3 separate regions of the Mus musculus genome follow, and all the other regions are linked to region 3. The links are chromatin contacts, found by Hi-C or POLR2A ChIA-PET in ENCODE. All regions are on one chromosome and are shown on one strand. The core of a region is the stretch at or near the end of the contact, and the rest is flanking DNA. Distances in the headings are between cores, read along the strand shown.

Region 1 (3,651 bases), core at 466-2,965, 82 kb after region 3:
GGTATGTGTTCCATGTATGTGATACAACAGAAGCAGGAGCCTCAAAACCATCTCCAGAGATGAGGCCCAAATTGAGTCTGTTACGGGAATATAGGAACTAGCTTTTGAACTTAATATGGGTATTGAAAGTAAGGATTTAGTATTGCTTTGTGTACTAAAATAATGAGCCACTTGGGCAAGAGCAGTGTCCACCTCCATCTCAAAGACAATGGAGCAAGCACAAGCTTCAAAGCCTACAGCAGCAATGCAAGTCTTAAGGTTGCCCCTGCAGGGTCTCACAAATGGGCCTTTCAACAAATAGGGCCCAGAACAATGGCACAGTGTGGCCTTCTGGAAGCCACTAGCAGCCATTAATCACAGTAACACCAGTGGAGTGGAAGGTTCTAGGGCCAGATTAGTCAACTCAGACTTTAGGACCAAATCCATAATTCCAATTACTTTTTCCTTTTGTAGTACCCTTTAAATGTTTCAGTAGAAATACTCAAGTTATCGAGAAAATATAAGGGATATAGGCAAAGATGAAAAGCCAGAGTTCAAATGAACTATGGCACTGGAGAGAAAGAAAATATCGACGGTTGTCAGCGCTCCCAGGCCTCCCTGGAATGATGAGTTTCATAAGAACTAGGAACTAATGAGAAAATCTGGGACAAAGCCATGAGAAATAGACCGGGTGGGGGGTGACGTGTTCTTCATGGTTAGTAATTTTTGTGGATGAATGACAGTAATACCATAACGCTTTTACAGTTCAAACATCTCCAGCACAAGAAAATCCCTCTGCTGAGGAGACAAAAGACAGGGTTAGACGAAAGGAAACCCTGGAGTACAGACAGACCTTACAGACTCAGGCTTTGTAGCAATCAGTCGGACTATGTGCTGCTATCTTCTCCAACCTGCCTAAGTTGCCATCCAAAGCACGCTTTCTATCTAATATGGCCCAGACTGAGGCTTCCAATTGCGCTTCATTATCCAGTTAAGGTAGCTCCCCTTTCCCCCTCATCCCGCTATCAAGTGGGTATTTCCTCCTTTTCCTAAATTCCTCTCCATGGACGCCTACTCAACAATTAACTCCTGGAGCTCGTAAAGTCATTCGAACACCAGTTTCATTTTATCAACTCAAATGGGGATTTCCTCCTTTTCCTAAAATCCTCTCCATGGACGCCTATTCAACAATTAATTCCTGGAGCTCGTAAAGTCATTCGAACACCAGTTTCATTTGATCAACTCAAAGCAGATCAGACAGAAAGCCTAGAGGAAACTGTGTAGGGAAGGTCCCCGCCCAGGGTGTAGCAGTCAGTAGTGCATCCAACAAACACCTGGTCGTGGGTTGGGTCTGAGAACGCTGCCGCTACTCAGCCACATTCAAAGGTCGTCATGACCAACCAAACTGGACAAGGGAAGGGCTCAGGAAGCGGCAAACAGCTCGGAGCGCCCGGCTAGCGTCTGTCCTGAGCAAGCACTTCAGGAGAGCCACGTGTCTTAATCCCGCCGCCCGGTCTCCACTCCGCTCTAACCCCACAGCCTTCCTGCAAGGCCCTGCGGGAGAGCGCGCACAGTATCCTCAGGGGAGCCCCGCGCCACACCCACCGCACTTGTAGGGTCTCCCGCCCGCCACGTGGCTGCGGCTATGCGCCCACCCGGGCCCCAGCACCGGTCCGCGCACCTGGAACCCGACTTGCCAGCTTGGCTGTCCGCGCCCTGGAACATGTCGGCCGCCGCCCCGCGCTTTCACAGCCGCCGCGCGGCGGTTCCCGCTTGGTCCCGCGCAGGTACCCTGACCCGCCCAAGCCAGTTGGACGCCTCTCGCGCCAATCATGTCTCTGCAGCCTATCGTAGAGTCGTGCCCCACTCCTCCCTCCCGCCCCCAAGGAGAGGGAGGCTTGGAGGCCCGCATCGCGCTTACAGCCGATTGGCTGCAGGGGGCGCCTCTCATGGCCTCAGGCGTGGGCATTGGTTCACAGCTCGCCCCACCCCCAGCCAACACGCCTCCGCATGCGAATCCGCATTTTCTGGCCGACCTATCCCGGGCTGGATGGCACTAGGAAGTTTCTGGCCGGTGGTAGCGGAAGGCTTCTTTGGGGTTACAGCACCTTCGGGAGGAAAGGTTCATGGAAGCGCACAACATACCCATAACAGAAGCAGCGAATTCTGTAATGAATTCCGCATTCAGCGGTCACTCAATCGCTGAATCTCTGATGCCTACCTGTTTGCTCACCCTCACCTCCAGGGCACCTCCAGGCCTTAGAGCTCATCTCATTACACTGTGCCTGTTGGAATACCCTAAGCATACTGGCTTTGAAAGCAGGCACAAAAGACAGACATTAGATGAAGTATTAGTATGTATTTATGCACAATAAAAACATTTACAAGCCGAACTGGAAATTTTAGCCGAAGTTTTAACAGTTCTTGTTTATTAAATAACCAAAACACCTTTTATTCCCAAAAAATTGGTAAAGAATAAATAATGTAATTTACAATATGGTACAAAAAATAATCAGAAGGACAGGCATTCTGCTTTATACATACACTGTATATTTATAGTCTATAAAACAAATTCACATCTCAAGCCGGAAACCTCAGATGATATGGCTTAACGATTATCAAAGCAAACAGCACTGAGCTCTGCCTGCTGGGGGCACCCCTCCAGCCAGTGATCTTACGAAAGAATAAGGGTCTGGCTGGGGCAGTGCTTCCAAAACTGGACTGACCACACCAGGCTAGCCTCTGGGAAAGGTATACTGTGGGTTTCTTTCCTTTTTTAAAGTGTTTTTTTTTTTTTTTTAAATTAAGACAAAGTACGGTATTTCCTCATGAATGCATCTGGGAGATTTGTTTTTAAAGTACATAAAACAATTTCCTTCTAAACTTATTTTGACCATTTCTAATAATATGGTTTGGTTAAAAATGCTATTGAACTGAATGACACCTCCCCTAGCAGAGGCTATCACAAGGAATGAAAAAGAAGAGGAGGGTAGGAAAAAAGGTTGACCAACAGATGAAATGTCCCAAAGTCCCACTCCCTGAGCAAGTACTATGCCCGACAGGATCTATGGACTTCAGCTCGCCTGAGCATCTTCTCTAGGACACAATCCATGCCAAGCACCAAAGATACAGGTTCCCCATCTTTTAAAAAGATGAATCAACATGTCTAAGAAACATTAATATTAACAAAAGATTTTCTCAAAGAATGACCGCATGTAAGTCACACTAAGTTCCAATGAGGAGAGGAAGCCCGAGTGAACGCCAACCATCCAAACTGATGGAAGGAAGAGAAGGAAGATGTAGAACCCAGGAGCCTGCCTTGCTGTTTTTGTTTTGTTTTTTAAAAAACTCTAACCTTTAGCAGTTTTCAGGTTTTATGCATGGATATTTGCTTACGCTGGGAGACGTTGTATCCACTGATTCTCTGCTACAAATGCCACCATTTGTCCTTTAATGTGGCGATGATGAGCAAACCAGTATGGCTGGTGAAGAACCTTCTGGAATCTTGTCAGCTTCCTTACAGTAACGCACCAGTCCATCTGATGCCGCTTGCTACTGGGAGACAAGGGCTGTAGTCTCTGCTCCTCAAGACGTCTCAACTCCTTTTAGCCGGCACAGACTAACATGTGCCTACAGCATTCACTGCCTCATGGAAACCAGCTTAAGAGCCCA
Region 2 (3,778 bases), core at 377-2,876, 130 kb before region 3:
CAGAGGGAAGATGGAGAAAGAGAGTCAGCTTCCAAACTCTCAGCTGCTCCGGGCCAGTGTCTCCTGGAGAGTCTTCTGCCCTGTGGAAAGGCATCCTGCAGAGGAAATCACCAGCAGGAGGTAGGAACTTAGCCAGCACTGAGGAGATGGGGGGATTACCAGGGACTAAGTCTCAAGTGGTGACAACTCAGACTGTGAAGGTGTAATCGGGCAGTATGGGACCTCCCTGGGAGTGCTCAGAGGAGAACCAGCTTGTCTTCAACAAATCCCATTTACAGCTAGATCCGAAGAAGAACTTCCTAGGTCCCTACATGTACTAACATGCTTCCCAGACAGTGCTGGACTAAAAACCCGCCCACAGGGCTGCTGGCACCAGCTTGCCCTGACAAGCAAATGTAGCTCTGGTGTCTGGGACTAGTTTTGGGTGGTGCATGTCCCCCTTGTACCTAGCTGCCCTCAGGGTGGGAACTAAATGTCTGTGGGTCATTGGAGTTTTCTGTCCCTCAGAGGCAGCCTGCAGTGTGAGACTTGTTCAGATGCCATGAGACCCACGGACTGCTGATTAATAAACAGAGCCGAGGGCAGAGGCTGAGTAAGGGTACTGGGGCAGGGACTAGACTGGGCAGCCAGGAAAGTCGGACAGAGGCAGAAAGAAGAGGCGCCGTTACCTTTTCCCTGGTCAGGGCAACTTATTCGGCATCCTGGATGGAGTCTTTCCTCCTCTGCATTCCTAGTAAGCAGCTTTGTAGACTCGGTGAGCCAGGAACAGGACATGGAGGCGCGGGGGTGGGGTGGGGGTGGGTGGGTGGGGTGGGGGTGGGTGGGTGGGTGAGAAGTTTCTGCAGTGTCTGGTAGGTTTCACACATGTGAGGGCCCCGGGAATCTCACTATGCTCAGAGGAAGCTCCACAGACAGAACCCAGATGCCTCCCCTGCCTCCTAGTACAGGCCTTTTCACTCCTGGGGGGCGAGGGGGCGTGTCACCGCTTTGCAATTTCCCGAAGGGATCACTGACATCTTGGGGAGGCCAGCTCTATTTGATACAAGGACTTTAAAATGGTGGCCCGACTATCGGACAAGCTCTCTCCACAGGGCAGGGCTCCCACCCTAATGAATGGCTAGGTGGACTGTTGGCAAGTAATGCAACAAGCATTCCTGTCACAGGCTCAAAGATGCATGGGGACCCTTTCCGCGCCGGATGTATGCCTGGCTCCATCCTTCCTGCACAGGCGATTCCTGGACACGGTGTCCTCCGGTGATGAGGCCCTGGCTCCGGGAAACAGGGGCTGAGGCCGCACACCTGTCGCCCTGGTCCAAAGGGGCAGAGATAGACTTTTAAAGGACAGAACGGGGATTCCCACTCGCCCAGTCTTGTGTCCCTCCGCGCCACGCATTCCCGTAGTGTAAGAGCGAAGACTTTGGAGCCAAGCGAACCGGAGACCAGCTCAGGAGGAGTGTTGGGGTAGCTGGGATAGCTCCTGGTCGCTCTGGAAGTTAGCTGGAGTCGCTAGTCCCAGGCGAGGGCTGGGGAGGGGCGTCTCGGCCCCGCCCCGCCCCGCCCCGCCCCGCCCCGCCCCGCCCCGCCCCTCTCCGGCTCCAGGGTTGCGAGGCTGCGGAGCTCAACCCAGAAGCCGGGCGCCCTGGGGTTGAGCGGGCGACGCACTATAGCCGGGATGCGCACCTGTCTGCGGTTCCCGCTCCCGAGCCTGAGCGCGAAGCGACCCCATGGCAGGTAGCGGTGGCCTGGGCGGCGGGGCCGGTGACCTCCAGGGTGCGGGGACGGGCCAGGGGACTGCACTGCGTGCTCTCCGTGCTCCGCTGGCGCTCGTAGTTCTGTTGCTAAGCGCCTACTGCCTCTTCGCCCTCCCCGGCCGCTGTCCACCTGCCGCCCGCGCCCCTGCTCCGGTTCCTGCACCCGCCGAGCCGCCCCACACCTCCCTCCGTCTGAGAGCACCCGGCCTGCCGGTGGCCAGCGGCCCGGGGCGCCGGCGCTTTCCTCAGGCGCTCATTGTGGGTGTGAAGAAAGGCGGCACGCGCGCATTGCTGGAGTTCCTGCGGTTGCACCCCGACGTCCGTGCACTTGGCTCTGAACCCCACTTCTTCGACAGGTGCTATGATCGCGGCCTCGCCTGGTACCGGTGAGCGTCCCTGCTGGTCCGCGCCTCGTCGGTGTGTGCCTTGGACTGTGCTTTCTTAGAACCCAGGATGAGTAGGGTAGAATCCTGGGCACTGGGTCTAAAACAAGCCTGTTAGGGAAATAGCCTTGATTTCCTGGGCACAGCGACCCTCGAAGGAGAGGCCATCTATAGCCAAGGGTCGCAGGAATTAGAAAATCTCAGAGAAAACTCTGTTCTCCTGTTGGGTGGCCAAGGGACTCAGCGAGGCATGATCCTATCTTGAAAGTAGTTTCAAGCGAGTGAGATAACTGGGCAGGTAGACTTTCCTTTTTAGAGGGTCAGGGAATTGAACCTGAAGCCTCAAATGTACTAAACGAGTATTCTACCACTAAGCTACTAATATATATCCATATATTATTATGGTTTATATCAATATAATCCCGGTGGAGCTACTTGGCAGCCTTAGAGATACTTGGAGCTCAGTCACTTTATCATCCCTTCGTGTCTGTCCATTCCCTGCTATAACTCTGGGTAAGTACTGGTAATTATCTGACCACTAGTCAAGTATATTTTGGAAGGGCCTCCAGGTTTCCAGAAGTGTTCTAGAAAGTGCCTTTCCACCCCTAAGAATCTCTCCCTCACCCTGCATCAGGGAGCCCTCTATAGCTGCTGGAGTCTGAAGAAAGTTAGGTCTGGGCTTTGAGGAGGGAGACTCTGCTCTTTGGTTTAGCCCAAGGGTGGGGACTGGAATACACCCTTCTGTAGCTGTCCTTTCTACATACAGGAGGACTTGGGATGCAGCAGTGGAATGTGGGGAGCACTACCCCAGGTACAGCAGTATGTCCTGGTGGATGGTCAGATTCTGGTTCCTCCCTTCTGGTGTGACTACCCACAGGCTCCGCCCACCGCCTCCTGCAGGCATCGAGGGCCCCCTGCTCCTTCATGTAGGGAAATGGGGCTATATTGGCTTGCCTCTTCTGCAAGCCCGAGCTGAGCCATGATAACCTGGAGAGTCAGTGCGGGTGGCACACTGACTGTTTCCCGGGTTCTTCTGTACTCCCGTTTGCTAACTCTGCCTTTTGCACTAAGACCGGTCTTAACGGGTTTGGGAGAGAACAAGCTCGAGACCTCTAAGGGTCAGTACTACCCGAGGAGAGGTTCTCGGGAACACTGATGTTCTCAGCATGGGAGGAGGGAGCGTTCAGGACACAGCACAGCTTCAGGATCCATGTGGAAGTGTGCAGAGGATGCTGGGGAAGGGAGGGACCCGAGGCCCCACCCTACTCAGGGTTATCCTCTGTGGTTTGCTGCTCTGGATTTGCTCAGAAGTGTGGAGTAAGCTAAGTGGCCTGTCTGGGATTCGGGACTGTATAGCCTAGTGTCTTCTTCACTTGGCTATAGCTCTCTGGTGGCAGCTTCTCAGGTAATGTCCCTTCAACCCATCACATGCATGCACTGAGCCTCTGAAAGTTACCACCTGATACCATGGTGGTATCTCCAGTCACAGGACCTGGGCTGAGGGAGGGAGGTGGGAGAGGAGCAGCCACTGGGGAGGTACTGCTCATCTTGGGCTGTGATCTGCCTCATTCAGGCAGTGACCCGTGTATCTGCTGGACTCAGCAGAGGGGCCCTGGGTTGCTTTTTGCACAACTATTATCTTCT
Region 3 (3,264 bases), core at 5-2,504:
CCCTGCTCTCAGCAGAGGCTGGCTACTGGCCCCGCAGCTCTGCTGAGACCGCACTTTTGCTGTGTAAACTGCTCTGTGGCTCTGGGCGGAGACTCCCTCCCTGCCGATCTATAATTTCTCAGAAAAGAGGCTGAGGAATAACATGGAAAATGCCCTAGACATGGGGAGGCATGGTGGGAGCCACAGCCCCTGACCCTCCCAGACCTGCCTACTTCCTCTGCTTGCTTAGAGATGGCTCCCAATGTCCCCCAAGCCCCTGAGAAGCTGTTCTTTCTGAAACCCAGCACTGCCTTGCCTGGCCCCTCCCGTGTGCATTCCCCCCATCCCGGGCAGGGCAAAGGGACAGAGCTCAGGCAGGACTGGCTGGAGTGTCCGTCAGGTCACAGGTTTCAGGCCCTGGAGGAGGAAGCTGAGATGTGGCTCCGGCAGGGTGAGTGGAGCCAGGGCCAGGTTGAGGGCCCCACACATGGCCCTCCTGCCTCCCCCTGGGGCAGCATGTTTACCTGGGGTCTTTGTACACAAGGAAGTAGTAGGTTGTTAGGCCCTCCATACTGTGGAGGCCAGCAGAAACTGGCTCTGCCCCTGAGGCTGCGGTGCCCCACTGTCTTCCTGCCAACCCTTTTCTAGGAGGACTGTGCTGGGGAGAGCAAACACGAGGTAGCTGGTGGCTCTGCCAGGTGTTCCTAGAAGAGGCCCTGGGGGAGGGGCGGTAGCCAGCCGTCAGCTGACCTAGAGGTCACAGGAAGACTGAGACTGGGCCTTAGACAAACCCCTGGACTGGGAGGCACAAATGGTGGGCCCACTTAGGCCTAAGAAACCCCAGGTCAGAGAGCATTCGAGAAGTATAGGCAAGGCCTTAGGAAACAGGGCAAACTGTTTAAGCCTGACAGAGCCATCTGCTCCGTATAGAGGTGAGTGGGGGGAATTCCCAGGAACCCCCGAGCTCCCTCACCTTAGCTGAACCTACTGGGAGACAGGGCCCCCCCTACACCTACCTTGAGCACCAATCCTGAAGGTCTACTCCACCAAGCCTCTACCTCCAACACCAGCAGAGGTGGCTTTCAATTGCTCCCCCGCCCCCCAATCCCCGAGACTTTGGGGCGGACAAAGTGCCCCTCCCCTGCACCACCCGCATCCAGAGGAGCTTCTGTTGAGACTTGTTGCCCAGCCCTAGAGGGTTAAAGGAGCCAGAGTGTGGGGCAGGGCCAGCTGAGGGCTGCCAGCTACAGGCAGTGGGGAAATCCACTGGGCAGCAGCCTGTGCTGTAGACGGCCCTTGCTCACTGCCTGCCTGCGGCCAGCTCTGTACAAGGAACAATGGCTCTGAGAACAGGTGAGGAATCCGTCTCCCCTGCCACTTGCTCTGAGGGTAGCTGGTCCTCAGCCAGAGCCCTCTGGGAGAAGCCGCAGTAGGCTTAACTCAGGGTGGGCTGGTGGGAATTCTGGGTTGGGTCTTGGATACAATTCCTGGCACCGGAGGGTCTCGGTTACTTTCCCCCTTGGTGGCGGCACTGTGGGAAAGGGCCAGATGAAGGCAGGGTAGGCAGAAGAAACAAGTACCTCACCCCTGGGCGCAAGGTGCAGAAATGGGGCTCATTGCTCCCCATATTCTGGTCTCATAGCTTGCTGAGATGGTATGCTGCACACAGCCCGAGATCCTTCTGGCTACCGTTTCTCTTAAGGGCCTGGCCCTGGGTGAACGGGAAAATGTCTTCTTCCTCGTCTGCCATTGGTGTGCTCCCACAATGCCTAGGGCTTCCCCCACTTCCAAACCACCGTTACACAGTCACACCAGATACAAACTGCGCAGGTGCGGGACAGTGTCGTTCTTCCCAACTTGATCTGGGGTTCTCAGCATACACCCGAGGCAGATTAAGTTGGGGTGCTAGCTGGGTTCATGTGATTTGACGCTTGGTTGAATGGACAGTTGGGGTTTTCTAGACCCCCACTCTTCTACCAGTAAGGGTTATAGCCTTCATATAATGGGGAGCAAATAAGGCACGCTTCACCCATATGAGGGCCCAACAGGCAGGGAATGCCCAGCTTGCTGCCTAGCCATTGAGGACCACAAATGAATATGCTACCTGGGTCTATATCCCCAAGTATTCTGCAAGAGTCAGCTCTTGGACTGCACTTCGATTCTGTTTCTCAGCCTGGCTGTTGTACACCCTAGAGGACACAGCCTGCCTAGTGGCCAGGGCCCAGGTTGCCTGGAGAGCAGGGTGATGTGGGAGACCCAGGCCCTCTGTGCCCTTGCAGTGCGACGGGGATCACCACTTGCTGGTTCCAGGGTCTGGGAAATTGAAGTGGCTTCAAAAGATAGGACGTGGCTGTCACCAGTGTTTGCTTAGTATCAAAGTGGGATGGTGGATGCCATCTCTTACAATGGCTGAGGGTTAGGGAAGCCCAGGGTTTGGTTCATATCCTGGGGGCATCTCCTTGCCAACCCTTCTCCCCACAGGAAGCCCAGCCCTGGTGGTGCTTCTGGCTTTCTGGGTGGCACTGGGCCCCTGTTACCTGCAGGGGACAGATCCTGGAGCATCAGCAGATGCCGAGGGCCCCCAGTGCCCTGTCACCTGTACCTGCAGCTATGATGACTACACAGATGAGCTCAGCGTCTTTTGCAGTTCAAGGAACCTCACTCAGCTGCCCGATAGCATCCCAGTCAGCACCAGGGCTCTGTGGCTTGACGGAAACAACCTGTCCTCCATCCCCTCAGCGGCCTTCCAGAACCTGTCCAGCCTAGACTTCCTCAACCTGCAGGGCAGCTGGCTGAGGAGCCTGGAGCCACAGGCACTGCTGGGCCTGCAGAATCTCTACCATCTGCACCTGGAACGGAACCTGCTCCGGAGCCTAGCTGCAGGCTTGTTCAGACACACACCAAGTCTGGCTTCACTCAGTTTGGGCAACAACCTCCTGGGCCGGCTGGAAGAAGGGCTGTTCCGGGGCCTCAGTCACCTTTGGGACCTCAACCTGGGTTGGAACAGCCTAGTGGTCCTGCCTGACACGGTGTTCCAGGGCCTGGGCAACCTCCATGAGCTGGTGCTTGCTGGCAACAAACTGACTTACCTGCAGCCTGCGCTCTTGTGTGGCTTGGGCGAGCTGCGGGAGCTGGACCTGAGCAGGAACGCTCTCCGCAGCGTCAAAGCTAATGTCTTTATACATCTGCCCCGGCTGCAGAAGCTCTACCTGGACCGCAACCTCATCACAGCTGTGGCCCCCCGTGCCTTCCTGGGCATGAAGGCACTGCGTTGGCTGGACCTGT

What was found. Hi-C counts contacts between places; a loop is a spot of excess contacts on that map. ChIA-PET counts read pairs that join two places held with the same protein, here RNA polymerase II (POLR2A).
Region 1: POLR2A ChIA-PET joins it to region 3 with 15 read pairs in embryonic stem cell. The contact joins the promoter of Jpt2 here to the promoter of Igfals in region 3. POLR2A ChIA-PET finds 5 or more read pairs at or near these places in 3 of 5 experiments (Patski and embryonic stem cell).
Region 2: POLR2A ChIA-PET joins it to region 3 with 13 read pairs in embryonic stem cell. The contact joins the promoter of Hs3st6 here to the promoter of Igfals in region 3. A Hi-C loop is called at or near these places in 18 of 37 maps with a recorded cell type or tissue (CH12.LX, CH12F3, T-helper 17 cell and 5 more). POLR2A ChIA-PET finds 5 or more read pairs at or near these places in 3 of 5 experiments (Patski and embryonic stem cell).

What each region holds. Positions count from the first base shown.
Region 1 is chr17:24,958,908-24,962,558 of GRCm38, forward strand. Jpt2 (Jupiter microtubule associated homolog 2) reads right to left here and starts at 1,716. Exons shown (of 5, transcript NM_198937.2): 1 at 1,661-1,716. The coding sequence starts at 1,704. It overlaps Cramp1l (cramped chromatin regulator homolog 1), which reads right to left. Exons shown (of 21, transcript NM_020608.3): 21 at 2,319-3,651.
Region 2 is chr17:24,751,362-24,755,139 of GRCm38, forward strand. Hs3st6 (heparan sulfate (glucosamine) 3-O-sulfotransferase 6) reads left to right here and starts at 1,627. Exons shown (of 2, transcript NM_001012402.2): 1 at 1,627-2,137. The coding sequence starts at 1,725.
Region 3 is chr17:24,877,493-24,880,756 of GRCm38, forward strand. Igfals (insulin-like growth factor binding protein, acid labile subunit) reads left to right here and starts at 1,255. Exons shown (of 2, transcript NM_008340.4): 1 at 1,255-1,332; 2 at 2,461-3,264. The coding sequence starts at 1,317. Gm41549 (a long non-coding RNA gene) reads right to left here and starts at 577. Exons shown (of 3, transcript XR_876682.3): 1 at 504-577.